Linked DNA regions of Homo sapiens: region 2 is linked to region 1. Evidence: chromatin loops called from intact Hi-C (ENCODE). Cell type or tissue: IMR-90. All regions are shown on one strand. Links, peaks and the distances in the headings refer to the core of each region. The heading gives the core; the rest is flanking DNA. Region 1 holds the start of LOC107985035 (a long non-coding RNA gene). Region 2 overlaps LOC105371735 (a long non-coding RNA gene).

Region 1 (11,174 bases), core at 1,331-9,330:
AGACTAATAAAGAAAAAACGAGAGAAGAATCAAATAGACACAATAAAAAATGATAAAGGGGATGTCACCACCGATCCCACAGAAATACAAACTACCATCAGAGAATACTACAAACACCTCTACACAAATAAACTAGAAAATCTAGAAGAAATGGATAAATTCCTCGACACGTACACTCTCCCAAGACTAAACCAGGAAGAAGTTGAATCTCTGAATAGACCAATAACAGGAGCTGAAATTGTGGCAATAATCAATAGCTTACCAACCAAAAAGAGTCCAGGACCAGATGGATTCACAGCCAAATTCTACCAGAGGTACAAGGAGGAACTGGTACCATTCCTTCTGAAACTATTCCAATCAATAGAAAAAGAGGGAATTCTCCCCAACTCATTTTATGAGGCCAGCATCATCCTGATACCAAAGCCTGGCAGAGACACAACCAAAAAAGAGAATTTTAGACCAATATCCTTGATGAACATCGATGCAAAAATCGTCAATAAAATACTGGCAAACCGAATCCAGCAGCACATCAGAAAGCTTATCCACCATGATCAAGTGGGCTTCATCCCTGGGATGCAAGTCTGGTTCAATATACACAAATCAGTAAATGTAATCCAGCATATAAACAGAACCAAAGACAAAAACCACATGATTATCTCAATAGATGCAGAAAAGGCCTTTGACAAAATTCAACAACCTTCATGCTAAAAACTCTCAATAAATTAGGTATTGATGGGACATATCTCAAAATAATAAGAGCTATCTATGACACACCCACAGCCAATATCATACTAAATGGGCAAAAACTGGAAGCATTCCCTTTGAAAATTGGCACAAGACGGGGATGCCCTCTCTCACCACTCCTATCCAACATAGTGTTGGAAGTTCTGGCCACGGCAATTAGGCAGGAGAAGGAAATAAAGGGTATTCAATTAGGAAAAGAGGAAGTCAAATTGTCCCTATTTGCAGACAACATGATTGTATATCTAGAAAACCCCATCGTCTCAGCCCCAAATCTCCTTAAGCTGATAGGCAACTTCAGCAAAGTCTCAGGATACAAAATCAATGTGCAAAAATCACAAGCATTCTTATACACCAATAACAGACAAACAGCCAAATCATGAGTGAACTCCCATTCACAATTGCTTCAAAGAGAATAAAATACCTAGGAATCCACCTTACAAGGGACGTAAAGGACCTCTTCAAGGAGAACTACAAACCACTGCTCAATGAAATAAAAGAGGATACAAACAAATGGAAGAACATTCCATGCTCATGGGTAGGAAGAATCAATATCGTGAAAATGGCCATACTGCCCAAGGTAATTTATAGATTCAATGCCATCCTCATCAAGCAACCAATGACTTTCTTCACAGAATTGGAAAAAACTACTTTAAAGTTCATATGGAACCAAAAAAGAGCCCACACCACCAAGTCAATCCTAAGCCAAAAGAAAGCTGGAGGCATCACGCTACCTGACTTCAAACTATACTACAAGGCTACAGTAACCAAAACAGCATGGTACTGGTACCAAAACAGAGATATAGATCAATGGAACAGAACAGAGCCCTCAGAAATAACGCTGCATATCTACAACTATCTCATCTTTGACAAACCTGACAGAAACAAGCAATGGGGAAAGGATTCCCTATTTAATAAATGGTGCTGGGAAAACTGGCTAGCCATATGTGGAAAACTGGCTAGCCACATGTAGAAAGCTGAAACTGGATTCCTTCCTTACACCTTATACAAAAATCAATTCAAGATGGATTAAAGACTTAAACGTTAGACCTAAAACCATAAAAACCCTAGAAGAAAACCTCAGCATTACTATTCAGGACATAGGCATGGGCAAGGACTTCATGTCTAAAACACCAAAAGCAATGGCAACAAAAGCCAAAATTGACAAATGGGATCTAATTAAACTAAAGAGCTTCTGCACATCAAAAGAAACTACCATCGGAGTGAACAGGCAACCTACAGAATGGGAGAAAATTTTCACAACCTACTCATCTGACAAAGGGCTAATATCCAGAATCCACAATGAACTCAAACAAATTTACAAGAAAAAAACAAACAACCCCGTCAAAAAGTGGGCGAAGGACCTGAACAGACACTTCTCGAAAGAAGACATTTATGCAGCCAAAACACACATGAAAAAATGCTCACCATCACTGGCCATCAGAGAAATGCAAATCAAAACCACAATGGGATATCATCTTACACCAGTTAGAATGGCAATCATTAAAAAGTCAGGAAACAACAGGTGCTGGAGAGGATGTGGAGAAATAGGAACACTTTTACACTGTTGGTGGGACTGTAAACTAGTTAACCATTGTGGAAGTCAGTGTGGCGATTCCTCAGGGATCTAGAACTAGAAATACCATTTGACCCAGCCATCCCATTACTGGGTATATACCCAAAGGACTATAAATCATGCTGCTATAAAGACACATGCACACGTATGTTTATTGTGGCACTATTCACAATAGCAAAGACTTGGAACCAACCCAAATGTCCAACAATGATAGACTGGATTAAGAAAATGTGGCACATATACACCATGGACTACTATGCAGCCATAAAAAATGATGAGTTCATGTCCTTTGTAGGGACATGGATGAAATTGGAAATCATCATTCTTAGTAAACTATCGCAAGAACAAAAAACCAAACACCGCATATTCTCACTCATAGGTGGGAATTGAACAGTGAGAACATATGGACACAGGAAGGGCAACATCACACTCTGGGGACTGTTGTGGGGTGGGGGGAGGGGGGAGGGATAGCACTGGGAGATATACCTAATGCTAGATGACGAGTTAGTGGGTGCAGTGCAGCAGCATGGCACATGTATACATATGTAACTAACCTGCACATTGTGCACATGTACCCTAAAACTTAAAGTATAATGATAAAAAAAAAATAGCATGCAAAGGAAAAAAAAACAAGAACAAATAAATGCATGCTGTGAGTATGGACTATACAAAGAAAGAGAAGCATATCTCCTTATGCTCCTGCATTCAAAAACTTCTTCCCATTGTAGGAGACAAGAAATGAAGCAGAAGAAGGAGCACAGATTTTGGGGTCAAACTGTCTTTTACTGTAAGCATAACTCAACTACTTTACCATCACGGTGACCTGGACTGGTTACTTAAATTTTCTAAGCCTCAACTTAAAAGTGGTAGCAGTAATGATCTATTTTTCAGAGGTTGTGCAAAAGGATTTAGTAAGGTAATGCATGAAGTACCTAGCACAGGGTCTAGCACATAGCAAGTGTTCAGTAAGTGGAAACTGTTGTGGAGGTTGTCATTATGTTGCCAGGGGGCGGGGACAGGTGATTGAGTGGACTGGGGACTCCCCCGCATTTTTGCAGAAGCTGGCCTTTGGTAGTATTTTTATCAGTCCAAGGCAAAAGGAGCAAAAAACAGGCAATGCAGTGAGCATTTTAGGAAGTGGAGTTTATTCCGTTTAAAGGACAATGCTTTTGTATGAGATTTTTTTCCCTTTGTAACTTTTATTTTACTAAAATGTCACAGTTTTGTGATACGATGGTAATACTAGAATACAAGATTTAATAGTATATTCTCACCTGGCAAAATAAAAGGTGGTGGCCTGGTGCTGGTCCTCAAAAAAATAAAAAATTCTGTACATAAAATTCCAATACCTAGAGATCACTGACTTCCATGACTCTAGTGTTCTCATCTCCAGGAGGTAGAGTGGAGCATTCAGAGAGAGTGCCTGAAGGAGCAGAGGGGACAGAAGAGTCTGTTGGCCTGGACTTTGAGAAGGCTTCCTGAAGCAGCAGGAAGAACTTGAGAAAGACCTTTAAGCATGCTGGGATTTGTATTCGTGGATGAAAGTATGAGGGCATCCTAGGTAGAAGATACAGCATGAGCAAAGGACCAGGAGCAGACATGAATGAGGTGTGATGAGAACTTAAATCGGAGAGTTTGGGTCATGGAGAAGCAAATGAGACCAGAAAGCCACTGGGGTTTCTTAAACAGGGGCTTGTCGTTCTGAAAATGGGGTTAAGTACAGAAGAGACTAAACATTTATTGAGCTACAATTATCTCTAATACTTACTACTACTCTGAAACTATTATCTCCAATTTATATATAAAAATACTGAGGCTTATAGAGATAAAACAAATTGTCAGAGTTCATATAACCAGTAAGTGGGAGAGCCAAGAATGTAGCAGGAGTGTTAAGACAGAAGAAGTTTTGAGAAGAGAGGGTAAAATTTAGGTGGGAAAAGATAGAGCAAATTATAATTTGTGAAATTCTGTGCAGAGCCTTAAGGGCTGAGAGTACGAACTTGAGTGAAAGTTCAAGGATGCATTCCCTCCCTTTGAGAAGGATTTTGAGGTGGTGGGTTCTAGATGCTGTTCTCAGCGCTATCCAATGACCCAAGGGCCCAATAATATTGTCTTAATTTCCTGTGCTGGGGAAAGCTCTTTCCAGCACCATCTGGTGGCATCTACCTGAATTGCTGGTGTAGAACCAAGGAGGAGATGCGTACCCTCTGGTGCAAAGCTTCCCTAAGTGTGGCAAAGAAATAATGTCTTGTTTCTGCCTTTTCTATCACTTCTAAGGATATCTATCTATCTAGTGCCTAGCAAAGTAGATATCTGATACCCATTAGGTTCCTTCTTACCACTATAATGTCTGGGTGTTGGTTCTCAAACTTTATTGTGTGCCAAAATCCCATGTGGAGTTTGTTAATGGTATCCTCCCACCCCTAGGCTCTAATTTAGTAGATCTGGGGTGCATCTATGAAAGCCAGATTTTAATAAGCCCCAGGGGGTTTCAGTGCAATTGGCCCCTGGAGCTCACTTAGGGAAGCTTGACTCCAGAAAGTATGCATCTCTTCATGGGCTATAAGCCAGCGATTCAGATAGATGCCAATAGAGGCTGCTTGGCAAAGCCTTACTAGGTACTTTATTCCTTGTCTCTTGGCCCATTTTTAGAAGAAGGGAGTCTTCACTCTGGGAATGGGAGGATCTTCAATGAGCAGGGACTAATTTTTCCAGCTGACTCTGAATAAAGATCTACAAAAGCTGTCAGCCAGACCCACTCCATCACTAAAATAAAGCAACTATGTGTCTGAATAAGCCCTGGCCTGGCAATATTGGACCTTTCCTTGCTGCTAATTCATTCAATGATATTGGGCAGGACTGTCTTGATTGCTCCGTTCAGTTCCTATGTCTGAAAACTGAAGGGATCAAAGTAAATGAACCTAAGGTGCCCGGGTTCTCTGACACATTTGTTAACCCTCATAATCTCCTTCTGCCTCCCATGAGGCAAGACTCTCCCTTCACCTAGCCTACTTTAGAGGGGCTGCCCATCCTTCCCTCTGCAGGTACCTCTCAGGCTAATGTTCTTTTGTGAGCCCAACATGGGGCCTCACATTCACAGAGCAGATTAAAGAGATTTGGTTTAAGGTCATCCAGTTGGAAAGTGAGAGAAGCTGACCATTTGTGGAGTCTGGATCCAGCTCACCAGCTCTAAGTTTGTTCCCCTTTCTCATTCACTGTGGATGGTGGTAAGGATGTTTTTGAGTGTTTTGAATTTAGTGCCAGGGAAGCTGGGCTGAGTTCATGTATAGCTGAGAGATCATGGGGAAATGGCCACCACATTGCACAAATCCAGGGGCACAATTGACATTGCAACCTATATGAAGGTGCTCCCTGGAGTTGTGTTATGAGGAATCTGAGTGGTTTTATGTGATGTCCCTGGCAGTGCATCATAGTTTTGGTGGTATTTTCTTTTCCTTTCAAGAGGCTATTAATGGTCCCTTTTAGAAACTATCTTTGCATATTACAGAAAGCTAGGTGGATAGCTCTTGAATATAGCAATCCATGGTAGACACAGACAGTATTCATAGAGTCCACTTTAGCTAAGTGTAGAAGCCATCAGCTCAGGAGTTCATGATACTGCATTTAAGTGGGGATCATCTTCCCTATCTTACCCTACATGCAAGAAGTTGGAGATTTCCATAGAAATTCCGGTAAAGTGGAAGATGCTTTTTAGTGTTGCATGGAGCTAGAAGGTCAAGGTCTTCCAGAAAAGTGCAGCCTCCTCTATCCATCTCCCAAATCGTTGATGCCCTTTCACCTACCCAGGACTTGCTGTGACCTGACAAGCAAAACAGCAAGGGTGAAAATCCCCTTATGACAATTCATGCCAGCCTGTCTTGCACAAATTTGAGAGCATTTCCTTAAATTCTGCACCCTGGGTGGCTCACTCACCTCATTCTAGTGCCAACCCTATGACATTTAAATCACCTATTTGGGTGTCAGTCCTGTGTTAGGTATTAGGGTACAGAAATCAAGAAAATATGGCCCTGCCTACAAGGACTTGACATACAGTTGGAGAGGCCATCAGGAAATCCAGTGATTCTGACTTGCCTTGAGATTCACTAGGTGGGAACACAGAAGTTCCAATGGAGCAACAAGTGAGGTACCTGGTCTACCTGGGAGGTTGAGAAGCCTTCCCTGAAAGGATATAGTCCTAGAGCAGAGACTTAAAAGGTGAGGAGGAGTCTGAAGGGGAGGGAGTGAGAACAGCATGGACAAAGTCCCCAAGGCAAGAGAGAGATGAGTTTGGAAAACCACACATTGATTAGTATGACTGAGATGAAAATTGCATGGGCTTCATACTGGGGGGAGGGAGTGGGCAGTGGCCAGAGAGGCAAAGCGTGATGGAGCCTGCATTCCATGCAAAATTATAAGAATTTCTATCCTGAAAACTGTGGGGAGCTGCTGAAGAATTTTGAGCAGGAAAATAACATGATCAGAATTGCATTTTAGAAGTATCACTCTGGTGGAAATGTGGAGATTCAACTGAACAGAGGTGAGAACAGAGACAGAATGAGCAGTTAGACCATGATTGCAAGAGTCCAGGTGAGGGGCACCAAGATGGAAAGGATCCAATCCACTGTCATAACTCCCTTGCGTCACTACTAGGAAGGAAAATTGCCTCCAGCCTTCTCCAGCTCTGGCAGGGAAGTTTCAGTTATCTGGGTGAGGATAAGCTTCTCCAGGAGTCCAAGGTAGGAGAACTTGGGGGACTTTTTCTGCTCCATGATGTAGAATCTCTTGCAGACCCAGGGTCTGCTGTGGTGGGACCAGATAGTGCCTTTCAAGCCTGGGCTGAGTGGAGGAGGGGTGCCTTTGGCCACAGAAAGAAGAGCCCAGAGACCGCCCCTGGGAAATCTTCCTTTCAGGACTGAGCTCCTGCACTTACGGGTGAGAAACACAGAAAGTGCTGGGGGCTGCTTCTGTTTCCCCCAAGTGCCCCCAGCCCCATCCCCATGTTTCTATGGCAATCCCTTTATGTTGCTTTCCTCATTGCTGCTTCTAGATTGTCTCCCAGCACTTCCGGGGGTGCTAGGGAAGGGAGCTAATTACCTTGCTATAAATACCAGCCAGAATGAGCTCCTAGGGCCCCAGACCTGGCTTTTCTTTTTCAGTGCCTCTGCGGTGGGTTGGGCAGTAGAGAGTGGGTAGAGTCTACACAGCAATCCATCGTTATATTCGCTATGTTCTTTCGCCCCCTCATGGGCTCAGCTGTGTTTACTTTCCTTCTATTAACAGGTGGAGTAGGAGCAAGGAAGCAGTGGCATTATGGGGCATCTGTGAAGTGCCAGGTACAGTGCTAGGCTCTGGGAATTGAAGGATGAATCAGAGCCTACCTCTGCTCTGAAGAAACTCACTGTTTAGAGAGAAAGGCAGGTTTGCAGCAAATAGTTGTGATGAGACATGTGACCTGGGGAACAGGGAGGAGCCATAGGTATACCTGGACCTATGCTTCTCTAGGGATGGAGGGTTTTACTGAGAAGATGGCCAGTGTAGCTGAACACTGAGAGCTGGTGAAACGGAGAGGCCAGGAGGAGGGCATTCTGGACAGAAGCTGTAGGGGCCTAAGAGGCACAGAGATGTGAAGATGTCATCAGAGAGTAGAGCTGGCCCTCTATAACTTTAACCCAGGATGTCCTGGAGGAAGGAGGAAGCCTGCAAAGTGCAACTGCAACCTGGTTTTGAGAGTCTTTGAGTGCCATGTTCTGGGGTCGCTGGGAGCCACACAATGCTTTTCGGCTGTGATGTGGCCTGATAAGATGCATGCTTCTTCAGAGAGGCTGGGACGCACTCTCTCTGGGCACTTAGCTTCATTATCTCAAAAAGGCCAGCTTCAGGGGCTGGAGCTCAAAAGGAGGTGATGGCAGTGGGCAAGGAATTTCAATGAGGACGCAATTAACATCTCACAAGCAGGGCAGACATGCAAACACCTCACTGAAGAGTAGAATTATGTGCAAGAGGGAGGGAGGAAAAAAATCCTTCCCCTAATAGCTTTCTGACTTTCATTAATTCTGACAGTGAAGGCTGCATCGTGGCTGTGTTCCATGGTAACCGTTTCCAGGAAGAGCAGCACCGGAGGAGTGCAGGTTCTGAAGACTTTCAATCAGCCCCAAAGCTTAGCCAGACAAAACGTCGTGTTGCTGGCTTCACAGCCTCCGCGGACACCAAAGGGAGAGGGTATGACGTGGGCAAACATTCTCCTAGGTTATTGCAGGAACTGTGATCACAAGGACCATGAGCGCAGCTGCCTCCCGGGGCTCGATCACAGGAGAGGAGCCCAGGGCCAGAGGTCCCTGAACTGCAGACCAGAGCATGTGGCTGCAGGAGAGGAATGAGGCAGAGAAAGCACAGCTACACACAGTGGATTCCTGGCCTCTTTCCCATCTCCCTGAGAAAGACTCATCACGTCTCCACTGTGGCTCTGTGGGTAATACCGGTAGAGAGGAAAGAGGAGGCTCTGGAGCCAGATGGCCTGGATCCGAATCCCAGGTACTCCCTTACTCACAGGACCATCTTGGGCAAATTACATCACTTCTCTGGGGTTCACCTCCTTAGTTATCACCTGCAATATATGGTGTTTTCAGGAGGCTAGATGAGACAGCCCGTGAGAAATGGCCAGCTGCAGAACTGGCCCATGGCAGGTGCTGATCTTGTGTTGCGCTAAGCCACCCACAATAGTACTGCCTGCCCTCTCCTCCCTCCTCCTTCCTTCTTGCTTTTCCAGCCCTGCTTCTGTGCCCTTCCCACTCTTCCTGTCTCACTCTCTGACTATAATACAAGGTTGTTGAAGGTGTGAAGCAAGCAAGTGGCTTTGCTCTGAGCCTCATGGAGTCAGAAAGACCAGCTGGGTTTTGGTGCCCTTAGGGCTCTAGCTCTGCACCAGACAAAATGAATGAGTTTCAGGACAGTGGAAGCACATATTAGGTTGGGCGACCACATGGGAAGACAAATTATGAACAATGAGAGCCCTCAAAGCTCCATTCTTCATAACAACAATTATGTATGGAAGGCCTATTACATTCTGAGGCACTTCTTTAAGCACCTGGGATATACTTTTTTCAGGATGTTGCCTACCAGCAGAGAGAGGCTGGCCATAAACTATATATACAATAAAAGGTAGATATGAAGGTAGAAAGTGATATGAGCTTGGAGAAAGGAAAAACAGTAGAGTGAAGGGAGAGGGGATTGGAAGTGCTAGTGAGTGAAGAGGGCTGTGATTTTAATGGGGTGGGCACACTAGGCCTCATGGAGCCAGCAGTATGTGAGCAAAAGACTTGAAAGAGGGCCAGGCGTGGTGGCTCACAGCTGTAATCCCAGCACTTTGGGAGGCCAAGGCGGGTGGATCACCTGAGGTCAGGTGTTTGAGACCAGCCTGGCCAACATGGTGAAACCCCGTGTCTATTAAAAATACGAAAAAATTAGCCAGGCATGGTGGCAGGCACCTGTAGTCCCAGCTACTCGCAAGGCTGAGGCAGGAGAATGACATGAACCCGGGAGGCGGAGCTTGCAGTGAGCCGAGATCATGCCACTGCACTCCAGCCTGGGCAACAAAGTGAGACTCTGTCTCAAAAAAAAAATAAAAATAAAAAATAATAGCCAGGTGTGGTTGCACACACCTGTAATCCCAGCTACTTGGGAGGCTGAGGCAAGACAATCACTTGAACCTGGGAGGCAGAGGTTGCAGTGAGCTATGATGGCGCCATTGCACTCCAGCCGGAGCGACAGCAAGACTCTGTCTCAAAAAAAAAAAAAAAAAAAAAAAAAGGAAAAAGAAAAAGACTTGAAAGAGGTGAGGATGTCTGGAGGAAGAGCATTCTGAACCAAGATAACAGCCGGTGCAAAGGCTCTAAGGAGGCTGTGTGACTGGGACGGCTGAGGAATAGAAAGAAGGCTGGAGAGGAGGAAGGCAGAGAGTAACAGGGGATATCACATGGTGATGGGGGCTAGATTGGGTGGGCTGTTGTAGCTTCTTCTTCATGTGGTGCCATATGTACTGCAGGGAGTCAGGAAAGGCTAATGGTTTTCAGCTCCTCACTTCCTCCCTTCCCTTCCTCCAATTAACTAGAGCAACTACCTTTATTATCTATTTAATGTGTTGGAATCTGGTGTCAGATATTATTTAGATAAAGCTTTCTGCAACTTAAAAAGTGTTTGAAACCCACTGATTGAGTCTAGTACCAATGGGGAAACTGTGTCTCGGAAAGGGCCAGTGACTTATCCATGGCCACACAGCTAATTTTGTGGAAGAAACTGATCTCAAACCTGGGACATTGGGAAAGGGCTTTTTCTATGATCTGCGTCAGAGCCATGGGAGGTCTTGGGAGTCTGCATCAGAGCTTGTGACACACAGGCCACCTGAGTTTCAATCAGCTGGATGCCCAGACCTTCCACATTTAGGCTCACCGAGCCTATGAAGCTCTGCTCAGGGTGCTGACTTCTCCTCTCTCACAAGCACATGGTCCATTCCCAGAGCAGCTTCTTCCTCACTTTAAAGCCACACTCTGGCCGGGCGCGGTGGCTCACGCCTGTAATCCCAGCACTTTGGGAGACCGAGGTGGGCAGATCACCTGAGGTCAGGAGTTCAAGACCAGCTTGGCCAACATGGTGAAACCCTGTCTCTACTAAAATACAAAAATTAGCCAGGCGTGATGGCAGGTGCCTGTAATCCCAACTACTCAGGGGGCTGAGACAGGAGAATCACTTGAACCCTGGAGATGGTGTTTGTGGTGAGCCGAGATCGCGTCACTGCATTGCAGCCTGGGTGGCTGAGGGAGACTCTGTCTCAAAAAAAAAAAAAAAAAAAAAGAAAGAAAGA
Region 2 (11,174 bases), core at 1,903-9,902, 83 kb before region 1:
GTCCCAGGATGGTGGGGACTTGAACTGCCTCATGCACATTGTACCCAAGAGCCTGGCCCATGAAGGTGAATCAGTGGATACTTGAATAAAAAGAAGAATATGCGCTGAAGTTTTCTTTGAGGACATTTTTTTTTCTTTCCATAGTTTTGAGCATCTCTGATGTTTTGAGATTTCTGCCAGTCTTTGAGGATGTAATGCTCAATTAGACTTGTTCTCTGTCCTCAAAGAGCTTATATAATAGTTAGTGAGCTAATTCTCCTGTTTTGAGAGACAGGAGAAAATGTTATGTTATAATGAGTCATTCAGACTCTATCTACTAGGCCTGACTTTGTTACTTTTTAAAAAGCATTCTTCCACTCCTGCTTGGATATCTCTGTATACAAGACTCAGAGACACGTATGACGCCCCTTAGGAGGGGTTCTGACGTGCAAATTTCTGAGACCCAGAAGCACCTACCTTCCATTTTCCAATGCCCCAAATTCTATGAAAACCACGAGCACATGCATTCGTTCCCATGTTCTCGGGTGCCTCGCCTATCAGTCAAGGGTCACAAGATCTGCAGGGCAGTTGCTTTCAAAATAAAATGGATGTGAAAACAGCTGAAGCCCAGCGAGCACTTGATAACTGCTTCTTTTGAAGGCAAAATAAGATTATTCTATGAGGTAACAGGCTCCTTCTGGGCTTAAGTAGGCATAGGGTTTACAGTGTAGATTCTTGTGCTATGGTTTTCCCATAAAAGAGGGAAACCTTGAAATCACAGCACTTTTGTGGTAGGGAGGATTTCAAGCAGTGCTTAATAAGGTGTACATGACCATAGCAGAGTGTCCCCCCCCATCTCAGGGAAAAGGCCCCTGAAATTAATCATGAGAATCCTCTCCTGTCCCCAGGGACCTAGATGAACCCTGACTAATGAATATTTAAATCTCACTCTTTGTCTGCTCTCACACTCAAACCCTGATTCATGACTGTATGCTTTCCATTTGGCATGGAACAGAGATCACAAGTCCACAGGGTATAGCTCCATGCCACCTGGGGCTCCTTTAGACATTAGTATTATAGTAATTAATAACGGCATCTTATCATTGCAAGCTTTTATTAGATATTTATCAATGGTTTACATACTTTAGCTCATTACATTCTCCCATCATTCCTATGAGGTGGGCACTTATTGCTCCCATTTTACAGATGAGCAAACTGAAGTTTAGGCAAGGGCAATAGCATGCTCCAAGTAACATAGCTGGTGTGGGTGGGTCCAGGATTTAAACTCAGTCATCTGGATGGCAGCACCCAAACCCTTACCCACGACACTCAGTGGCCTCACAAGGCACCTGGGTGGTGGCATGACTCAATGAACCTGACTCTTTCCGGAAGCTCATTCCTGCACCAGCAGTGGCACTATGGGCATTTCACTTGTCCTCTTGAAGCCTTAGTCTCTTTGCCTAAAATAGGCAGAATAAACTCACAGGACTGAATGAGATGTTGACTCTCAATACATGTTGATTTCCTTCTCTCCGTGGAAATCCATCTGTACAGAAAGCTGAGTGGGACATTTTAATGTCAGTGAGCTTATGGGTCACACAGACCACAAATGCATGCCTGGTTATCTTATATACGGGTGAGAATTGGGTTTACACATCAAAGCATTTGAGCACTGACATTGTTTTAATCAATGACTTCAAGCTCTATTGGATTATAACTCTTCCCAATAGGACTACATGTATTGTGACTTTAAGTGGAGCCCATGAATGTTTTGGTTTCAGGTGGCAGCCTGTGAATGTTTTCCCAGCAAAGTTAATTAAATGTACCCGACGCTCTCCATGCGCCTTCCCTGTCTCTCACACAGTCAGGCTTGCAATTTCATGTGCTCTCCCTTGATCTATTTTTATACCATCACATAATAATTTATCTGCTAAATATATCCATCATGCTGGATTTGCATTTATTTTTTTATTAAGTTGCCTGCCAGCCTCCTATAGTTTAATCGGTGTTTACTCAACTCTCTGAGTACTGGAGAGTGTAGAATTACAAGACGTGGGCCCAAAGCCAGCCTCTGGTAGCTGCTCTGCTCTGTGACTTGGGGCAATCCCTTTCTGTCAATCCAGGTCTCAGTGTGCTCCTTTATAAAATGGGAGCAGGAGCTACACTGAAGAGTTGTTGTGTGGTTTATGGAAGGTAAGATAGTAAATGCAATATAAACAGCAGGGTTTGCCATTAGAAATGGTTCATCTTTGCATGGGTTTATTGAGTATTACAGAGTCCTTAGCTCCATGCATGCAGAGATAGGCAAAACAGGGAGGACAGTAAGCTTAAGGGCTGTGGAAACAGATTGGCCCTGCTTCCAGCTCCTAGCTATGTGACTTTGGACATATGGTTTAACCTTGTTATGCCTCAGTTTACTGTAAAGTGGAAATGATCATTGTACCTATGTCACTGGTCTATATTAGGATTCATTTAGTGGTTCCCAACTGAGGATGATTTTGTCCCCAGGGGACATTTGACAATGTCTGCAAACATTTTTGGTTGTTGCAATTGGGGAAGGGGGGTGGCGCTGCTGGTGTCTGGTGGATAGAGGCCAAGGGTTCTGTTAAACATCCTACAATGCACAGGACAGCTCCCCACAACAAATAATTATCCAGCCCAAAGTGTCAACAGTGTTAAAGTTGAGAAACTCTCATTAACTAATATAATGCGTATACATTCTTGGCATAGTTATTGGCATATAGCAAGTGTCTACCTTGAAGAATAAAGTTGATTGTGTCTGGAGAGAGTAATAGAATGCCTTAATGCCAGCTACAGCAGTAGGATTGGAAACTGGATGCTAATTCCACTCTCAGTCCCCTGCACACCCAGCTCCATCACAGCCTATTCCCTTGTGCTGACTGTGTGCATGCCAGTCTGGCTCATCCATCTGTCAGCTCCTTGGATGAAAGGCATTAGCCTGATTCCTCTTTGAATCCCTTCTGATGTTTAGTGCTGTGACTAAACAGCATAATGGAGAACACACTCCATTATGGTCAGTGAAATCAATAGCTGCCTTAGAGGTGGTTGGCAGTTTGGTTTGAGGAGTGGTAGAGATATATGGATGTAGGAGTCAATTGCTCAGTAAAGCAGGTGGGGCTCTTATAGGAGGCACTGATGAGGGACTGGGATAAAGAAGCGAATCCTCCAAGAACACTTGGCCTAGGCTGGAGGCTGTTCAGGCTCCAAACCATCACAGAGGATGAAGGAGCAAGAGTTTCTTAATCTCTCCCCTGGGAAGACTCCTGGTACTTCTATGGGACAGAGCCAAGGTGAGTGTTCACAGAACCACCAAGGACTGGACTAGGTCTACAAGGCACTACAGAAGTCATCTGGCTCCTATGTTTGTCTTAGGAGAAACCAGTGGTCCAGCTAAAAACTGGTAGAAGCTGGACCAGAGCCTATGGGAACATGTCTTAATGAACATTACATCCTCACAAGCTAGCAGAGAGCTTGATACACCAGAAATGCTTAGTAAGGTGTAAATGCCTCTAGCAGAGTTTCCTCTCCCATCTCAGGGTAATCAACTGTGAGGGTCCCTTCCTTGTCCCATCAGACCTAGATGGACCCTGGTCCATGAATATTTAAATCCCACTGCTTGTCTGGTAGTCTCACAATCAAACCCTAATTCAAGATCTCAAGTCCACAGGGCATAATAGCTTCATGTCACCTGGGTCTCCTTTAGACAAAAGTAGTGATTATAACAGTGGTATTAATAGTGACATAGTTACTGAACTTTATTAGATACTTATTGGTACTTTACACACTTTAGCTGATCACATCCTCCCATCAGTCTTATGAGGTAGGCACTGTTACTGTTCCCATGTTACCGATGAGCAAACGGAAGTTTAGGCACGTTCAATAGCATGCTTCAAATAACACTGCTGGTGTGGGTGGGCCCAGGCTTTAAACTCACAATCACCTGAACGTCAGCACCAAAACCCTTACCCACAACACTTGACGGCCTTACAGGGTACCTGGGCAGCAGCATGACTCAATGACCCTGAAGCTCATTCCCACACCAGCAGTGACACTGTGGGCAATTTACTTACCGTCTTGAAGCCTTAGTCTCCTTGTCTGAAAAATAGGCAGAATAAACTCACAGGACTGAATGAGATGTTGACTCCCAATACATGTTGATTTTCTTTCTTCCACGGAAATCCAATCTGTACAGAGAACTGAGTAGGACATTTCAATGTCATGTCTCCTGATGTCCCCTAATCCAGAGCTCCCCCAGCAGTATGCACAGACACCGTGCCTTGCCCACCCCCAGGAGTCTCTGGGGACAATGAGGCTGAGTCCCTAATTTCTTGGTATCCTCCCCCATTGCGTTAGCAAAGTGCCCAGACCAAAATTAGGCAATAAATCCTTGCTAAATTGCATGCATAATCAGACACAGAAAAAAGGAACACATATACATATGTATATATAGTATTTATACTTGTATATTACAGAGATAGAGGGAAAAGACACCTCATTCTCACGCCTTCAACCATAAGCTCTAGTTCTCCTCTTTTTTTGCTTTTTAGATGAGACACAGAGGGACACTTGGGGGCTGAAAGGAAGGACCTCCCTGCTAGAGCTGCACGGCCAAGCCCTTCCTTGGTGCTTTCTCTGCTATCTCCAGCTCTCTTGCTTTCTCTTCCCTGGGGCCACATCTTCTGATCATGACCAGTCTAGTGGCATTACCATGCTGCTTCATATGTTGTGGCTCAGTGAGTTGTCTGTGGAGAAACTTGACTAATGAATAATGACAGAGTAGAAAGAATGTGAAATGTTGAGTCGGGAAACCAGGATTTGAGCCCCAGTTCCATTATCTCATCAGGGTCCTTTCACTCTCTGAACCTCAGTTTCCTCTCTCATAACATGGAAACAGTGACCCCTCTTCTGCTTATGGAAATCAAATAGGATCATGCCTACTAAAGAGTTTCACATCAAGTGGGACACAGATAAAAGACATTATGAGTGCCACATCCATGAGATGAAAAGTCCTATGAGAGTAGAGACTATGCTTTTTACCTTTTGTATGTCCCTTTGCAGTGCCTACCACTATAGAGGTGGTATGTAGACACCACATCCCCATGTAGTGCCTACATGTTAAAATACGTGCAATGAATTCATAATAGTATGCATATTGATGCATGGAGAAAGATGAACGTGATCACAAACATAGATGCATTTCTCCTTTTCCCCCTCAATTCTATTTTTCTCTTTTTTATTCCCATTTCATTACTTATATTTCATTTTATTTTATGAAAGAGCTAGGAAATAAATAAAGTGAATTAAAACGAATACACAACTACTTGTATGGGGGTTATGGAAGTCATCAAATGTGAATGGGCACACAAATGAAGTCACTGTGATCTGTACACACTTAAGTATTTTTTAAAAGAGCGAAGAGATGGATAGAGACGGGAGGAGGTGGGGGGCATGGCTAGAAGAAGGTAGGTAGGGTTGATGGTAAAGGAGGCTGTGTAATAAGCACGATGATCAAGGTATGCTGAAATACCACCACTGCCAACCGCTGGTCACCAAAGATCAGAGGCAGCTGTAACCACACGCATAGAACACAAGGGGGAGAGGAAGTTCCACCCGGGAACCAGGCAAGGACAAACTTCTCTAGCGCTGTTCCTCTCTCCCATTTTCTGTAGAGTGTAGCTATGGCCAAGGCGGTGCTGATACAGTTTTGTTGAAAGCCTGTCTGTTGATGGTGGGCTTCAGGGACTCTCTGTGCACTTCTCTTTATTTGTGAAGCAGTTGGCTCCAGAGATTGAGTGACAGGGAGAAAGCAAACAGAGATGGCTTCTTTCTTCTATTTTTCCTTCGCAGGGGAAAGAGGGACAGAAGTAGACTAAAAGAGGAGAACACATACAGACAAAAATAGAAAATAAAAATTATTTAGAGGAAAAAACATCCAGTAGAGGATGAATAGGAAAGGAGTGGCGTGGGGTGGAGTTTCACACCTTTGAGGAAGGGAAATGACACGAAATAAAATCAGAAATCCAAGCCTCCTGCTCCTGGGTACTTTCCTTTACCCATCGGAGAGATTTGAGTCAGGCCTGCTTTGTTTATTTAGGAGAGGACTTTTGTTTCTTTAAACAGAAGTACTGGGTTAAAGGCTCCTCAGGATCAGATGGCTGTGGTCAGGCATGGTCCAGAAGCCCCGCTTTAGACCAGTGGGAGGGGTCAGCCCTTACATGACTAAGGGACTATAGGTAGGTGTGCCTCTTTAAAGCAAACAAAATAAGGGAAAATTAAAAGCTACTGATTTTACACTGAAGGGCGAGGACTCAAATTTCAGACTAATTTTTTGGCTATTAAAAAATGATTTGAGGATAAGGAACAGTTTGGAATTCCTCTTGTGAATTTTATTCCATATTGCACACCAGCATTTACTAAATACCTACTGTAAGTTATTTCTGTATGACATCATTATCCTGTTAGATTGGAAAGTGGAGAGAAGCCGGCATGGGAAGTGCCAAGGTAAGCAGTCCATTTCAAGTTGGAAGCGAAGACAGAATATTTCTTTTGGCCGGGTGCAGTGCCCATGCCTGTGGCCACTGCTTTGGGAGGCTGAGGCAGGAGGATCCCTTGAGGCCAGGAGCTCGAGACAAACCTGGGCAACATAGGGAGAGCCCCCATTTCTACAAAAAAGGTTTTAAAAATTAGCTGGATGTGGTGGCACCTTGTAGTCTCAGCTACTCAGGAGGCTGAGGCAGGAGGAGAGCTTGAGTCCAGAAGTTCAAGACCACAGTGAGCTATGACCATGTCACTGCACTCCAGCCTGAGTGACAGTGTGAGACCCTGTCTCAACAAACAAACAAATGAAAACAATTTTTTAAATAGGGTAGCTAAACAGTATTCAGTTCATACCTAAACTCAACTTTCACCTGCACCTGTGGTTTTGTAGGCGATGGAGCTAAGGAGTACTTGGTCAATAGCACCTTAAGTCAGGAGTTTTAAAATCAGGTAACTCAGCCAAGATTCTCTGGGTGCACAGATTCCTCTTGGCCCCCTGCACTGACTCAGGCTCCAGTGAGGTCTTCCCTGGGTGCTGGGGGTAACAATAGACAGGGTTGAGAGGTAGGAGGTGCCTCTCACCTGCCTCAGGAATCAGGCTCAGGGCAGGCCCCAGGTTCCCCAGGATTAGAAGAAGGTTCCCCATTCTTTCATCTCAGAGAGGGAGCCTCAGCATCAGAGCTGAATGAATTCACTCGTGTTCATTTGTTCATGAATTCTTGTATTTCTGAGCATCTCTCATATGCTTCAATCCTGGGGATATGGCTTCTAACAAGCCAGGCAGGGTCTCTGCCCCCAGGTGGAGACTTACATTCTGGTAGGACCAACAGATAGTTCACAAGGAAATGAGATGAATTGCAGAAAATGATTAGTACTGGGTAGAAAAGGAAACTTGTAATGGAATAGTGAGCATGGTGGAGGGTGGAGATAGGGAGACCAGCCAAGATCTCTGTGGGGCCGTGACACAGAAGAAGCCAGCTGCAAGGAACTCTCCAGGCAGAGGAAAATGCAAGTTATGAAACTCCGCAAACCGACCCAGCATACCTGATGCATAGGAGGAACTCCTCATCAGGTCTGGTCCTGGGTGGGTTCCTAGAGCTGCCCTCAATAACCCCGTCAAGGAAGAGAGCCTTTGCAGGCCCCACCCCAGAGATGCTGAGTCAGCAGAGGTGGGGAAGCAGGAATCAGCAGTTTAACAAGTGTTGGGTGATTAGAATTCACCTAGCCCTGCCATCAAACTGCTGGAGCAGATGGTGACATGGGGTTAATGACCAGAATCCCAGATTCAAACTCATTTTATCCCATTAACTGGGAGTTAATGATTTGGTCAAGTCTTGTCAAATTGCAGCAGGAGGAGGAGGCCTCAGGAATGATTGAGCACAAATGAAAAAACAGCACAGAGATGTTCCAAGGTTTCCTGAAGCCACAAAGCAACACGAGTTCACTCTGGGGTTCAGGTCAATCGGCAGCTGGGAGCCCCAGAGGTCCACTCAGTGTGGACTAGTTCTGTAGGTTTTGCCTGGAAAGAAAAAAGAAAACCAGCTATAGACAAAATCTCAGTAAACTACCCATTAAACGTCTGGCTTTGCTTCACATCCTTCCCTGGTATACCTGTCATGACAAATTACTTGCTAAGTGTTCACCAGCTGACTAAATGGGAATACGTGTTGTATGAGGCGTTTATTTATAAACCAACCAACAGCAAAGAGATGCTTTGGTTTTACAATAGTTGATCTTTAACCCTTCTTTATGGGAATGACAAATCAGAGGGAAAAGTTGTATTTTGAGATCACCGAGTTTCAAATTATAATGTCATCTGTTTATTAGCAAAGAATGATTTTTCCCCTTTAATGAGCAGGTGGTGGCCATGGCATGTACCTAGCACATGTTAAGTAGCAAATTAGCATTCGAGCTGAGCTGATTGTAGATCTCAGTTTCCTTAACTCTCCTGCCTGTTACTCTTTGCAGAGGCAGGAGGCTGCACCCTGAGCTTCTAACCCTCCCCAGAAACCAGGCTCAGGACTGGCCTTAGGTTCCCCAGGGTTAGAAGAGGGTCCCCCTCCTTGCGTCTCAGAGTAGCAATTTCAGGGTCATAGAAAGTTAATTAATTCCTGACTTCATTCATAAGTGAATAAATTTGCCACAGCAGAAATATGGGCATGTGGTCTAATAGGGGGTTAAACTGCCTGATTTGCAAATGAGTTTGTCTGAAAAGTTCTTTAATGTCTTGTCATACACTTCACCAAAAAGACCATAATTATACACAATTAGGTCAATGCTTACAAATCTGGGCCAAATTGACCCACTCTAAAACCAATCTCTGTTACCACTAGTGCCAAGCAAATAGGTATTGTAAACCTGATTGAAGAGGGGAATGCTTAACCAACTGAATAACACAAAAGCATTTTTAAGAATGATAGAATATCTGATGCCTTTATGTAAACCATACTGCTAACTGCGAGTGAGTATTATCAATTAAAGAGTGTTTTTAAGAAGATATGTGGAAACGTTTTATTAGCCATCAAGTTGAATTGCTACATGTGATAGAAAATGTTATAGCAGTATTTCTTAAAGAATATTCTATAATTCAGTTCCTGTTCAAGACTGTTGCCATCATGGTCTGTGCTATTGAGGTCTCGTTGAAGCATTTCTATTGAGTTTGTGGACCACACCCTTCAGACTCAGACACACTTGGGTTTGACATTTAAGCCCTCTGCCACTTTTCAGCTGAGGGACCCTGGGCAAGTTAGCTTTTTTCTCTGTACTCAGCTTTCTCATCTGTAAAATGGGCTTGGCAATACCCTCCTCTCAGAGTTACTGATAATGTCCGCCAAATGTCAAGCACAGAGCCAAGTGCCCGGCTGTGAAATGCACCATTAGAGCTATTCTCTTCTAGTCCCCCCTTCCCACCCTAAATCGCCTCACCCTCTTGGAAAGCTTTAGTCAAGAGCTGCTTCAGAAGACCTTGAGAAGACCTTAAGGCCATGGACAGGAAGCAGAGTAGTGTGAGGAGTGTGTTTGACACTGGCCTACAGGAAGGGATGGTGACACTAACAGGTAAACACTGCTCTGGGCAAATGATGTCTTCTAGAGCTATAAATGGTTCTCCAATCACCTGTAAGAGAGTGCCAACATCAAAAACGAATGTTCTCTTCGTAGTCATCAAGAGAAAGTGTCAATTGCTAAGTGTCTAAATTGTACCAGACACTTTATAATCTATATCTCGTTTCATTTGCACAAAAGTTCTGTGAGGCAGGCATTCTAAGCTCCATCATTTTGGAGGTGGGGAAACTGAAGTTCAGAGAAGTTTAGTCACTTCCCCCAAGGTCACAGAGCATCACGTTATGTTTGTAATCCTCAAAACAAACAAATGGCGAAGGGTAGAGGTAAGCAGTCAAAGAGTCTAAATGGGAAAGGAGCAATTAGAGCAACTCTGAGACCCATCTCGGCACACATGAGAAAACATGTCTGGGACACGAACTGAGAGAAAATATGATCCTGTGAAAAGAAGAGGCTTCATGGGGAAAACAGATCTGGGCTGCTGGGGAGGAGGGCGGAACACAGCCTGGGAGAGGGCTGGAGGTGGAAGGAACATGAACAGATATGGAGCAGCATGATTTCCAGCTGGGCAGTGCTAATCCCAGGAACCCATGAGCCATGTTGCTTCTCTCGCTATCCACACCATGGAGCAGGGACTTGTGTGTGTACCTATCTCTCTGCCTCCTCCCCCGCTGATCCTTGAGTTATCAAAGGCAGGACATGTATCTCATTTACTTTTGTTTCCCCAAAACCATACAGTGCCTGGTATAGAGTTAGAGGCCAACATACCTATTAAACAGGTGGATGAGCTGAAGATTAGCAGATTAATCCAGGAAGTCTTCCTGTAGGAGAGGGCCTGGAGCTGGGGAAAAAAAAAAAGGACAACAGAGATGTGGTGTGGTAGAAAAAAAGGCATAGAGATGTTTAATACAAGTGAGGAACTGATGTGTGTGTGTGTGTGTGTGTGTGTGTGTGTGTAATCAGGGACAAAGCATAGAAAGGACTGCTCCTTTCCTAAATTTGGGAAGAAGTGTTCCGGATCTGCTTTAACAACTTGCATTTTGGAGACAAATATGCCTGAGTTCAAGTCCCACCTCTGACACCACTAACTGTAACTTGGACACAGCACTTTACTTTTGTGAGCCCCAGCTTCCTCACCTGTACAATAGGGATAATAACAAGAACATGTACCTGTCAAGATAGTTAAGAGGGATAAGTAAGATGATATGACACCCTCACACAGGTCCTGACACATGGTAGACCTTTGTTAATTTTGGTCCTCCTGCTTTAAAAACCTGTGTCCTATCCTAGGAGTCCAGGACCTCTTGGTTAACGAATATGTGAAGTTTATCAATCTTTGCCATTGTGCTTGCTTGTGATGCTTCTGTTCTCTGAGCTCCCAGGATCAATAAACCACTGATTTAATGCTACAGGTTGCTTCAGAGTGCACCTGGATGTTTTTGTCAGTGGACCTAGTTTAGCAGGGGTCCAGATGGAATGAAAACATATTTCAGAGTAGAGCTAAACCTAGAGGGACGTGCCCTCAGCTGCCTTCTTTTCCAACATTGTCCAAGGAGTATGATTTAAGCCTGGAAAGC

The links. A loop is a pair of places that touch in the nucleus more often than their neighbours do. Peaks named below come from ENCODE experiments on the same cell type or tissue, not always from the same donor. Only the 100,000 strongest peaks of a DNase experiment are listed, where the experiment ranks them.
Region 2: it touches region 1 in a loop (2.8-fold over the local background); 3 of 110 quality-filtered maps call a loop at or near these places.

The regions. Positions count from the first base shown.
Region 1 is chr17:34,074,773-34,085,946 of GRCh38, reverse strand. It overlaps LOC107985035 (a long non-coding RNA gene), which reads left to right and starts at 2,965. Exons shown (of 4, transcript XR_001752832.1): 1 at 2,965-3,104; 2 at 3,711-7,650; 3 at 8,378-8,536. It also overlaps a transcript of ASIC2 not described here. In IMR-90, for the core only: a CTCF peak has its summit at 4,471 (motif pointing left); no DNase peak of the experiment used is centred there.
Region 2 is chr17:34,158,307-34,169,480 of GRCh38, reverse strand. It overlaps LOC105371735 (a long non-coding RNA gene), which reads right to left. Exons shown (of 4, transcript NR_188344.1): 2 at 10,366-10,438; 3 at 7,582-8,056; 4 at 3,731-5,869. It overlaps LINC01989 (long intergenic non-protein coding RNA 1989), which reads left to right. Exons shown (of 6, transcript NR_110748.1): 6 at 1-105. Among named protein-coding and RNA genes, the nearest start is that of LINC01989, 20 kb to the left of the region's middle. In IMR-90, for the core only: a CTCF peak has its summit at 5,585; no DNase peak of the experiment used is centred there; H3K27me3 peaks cover 1,944 bases.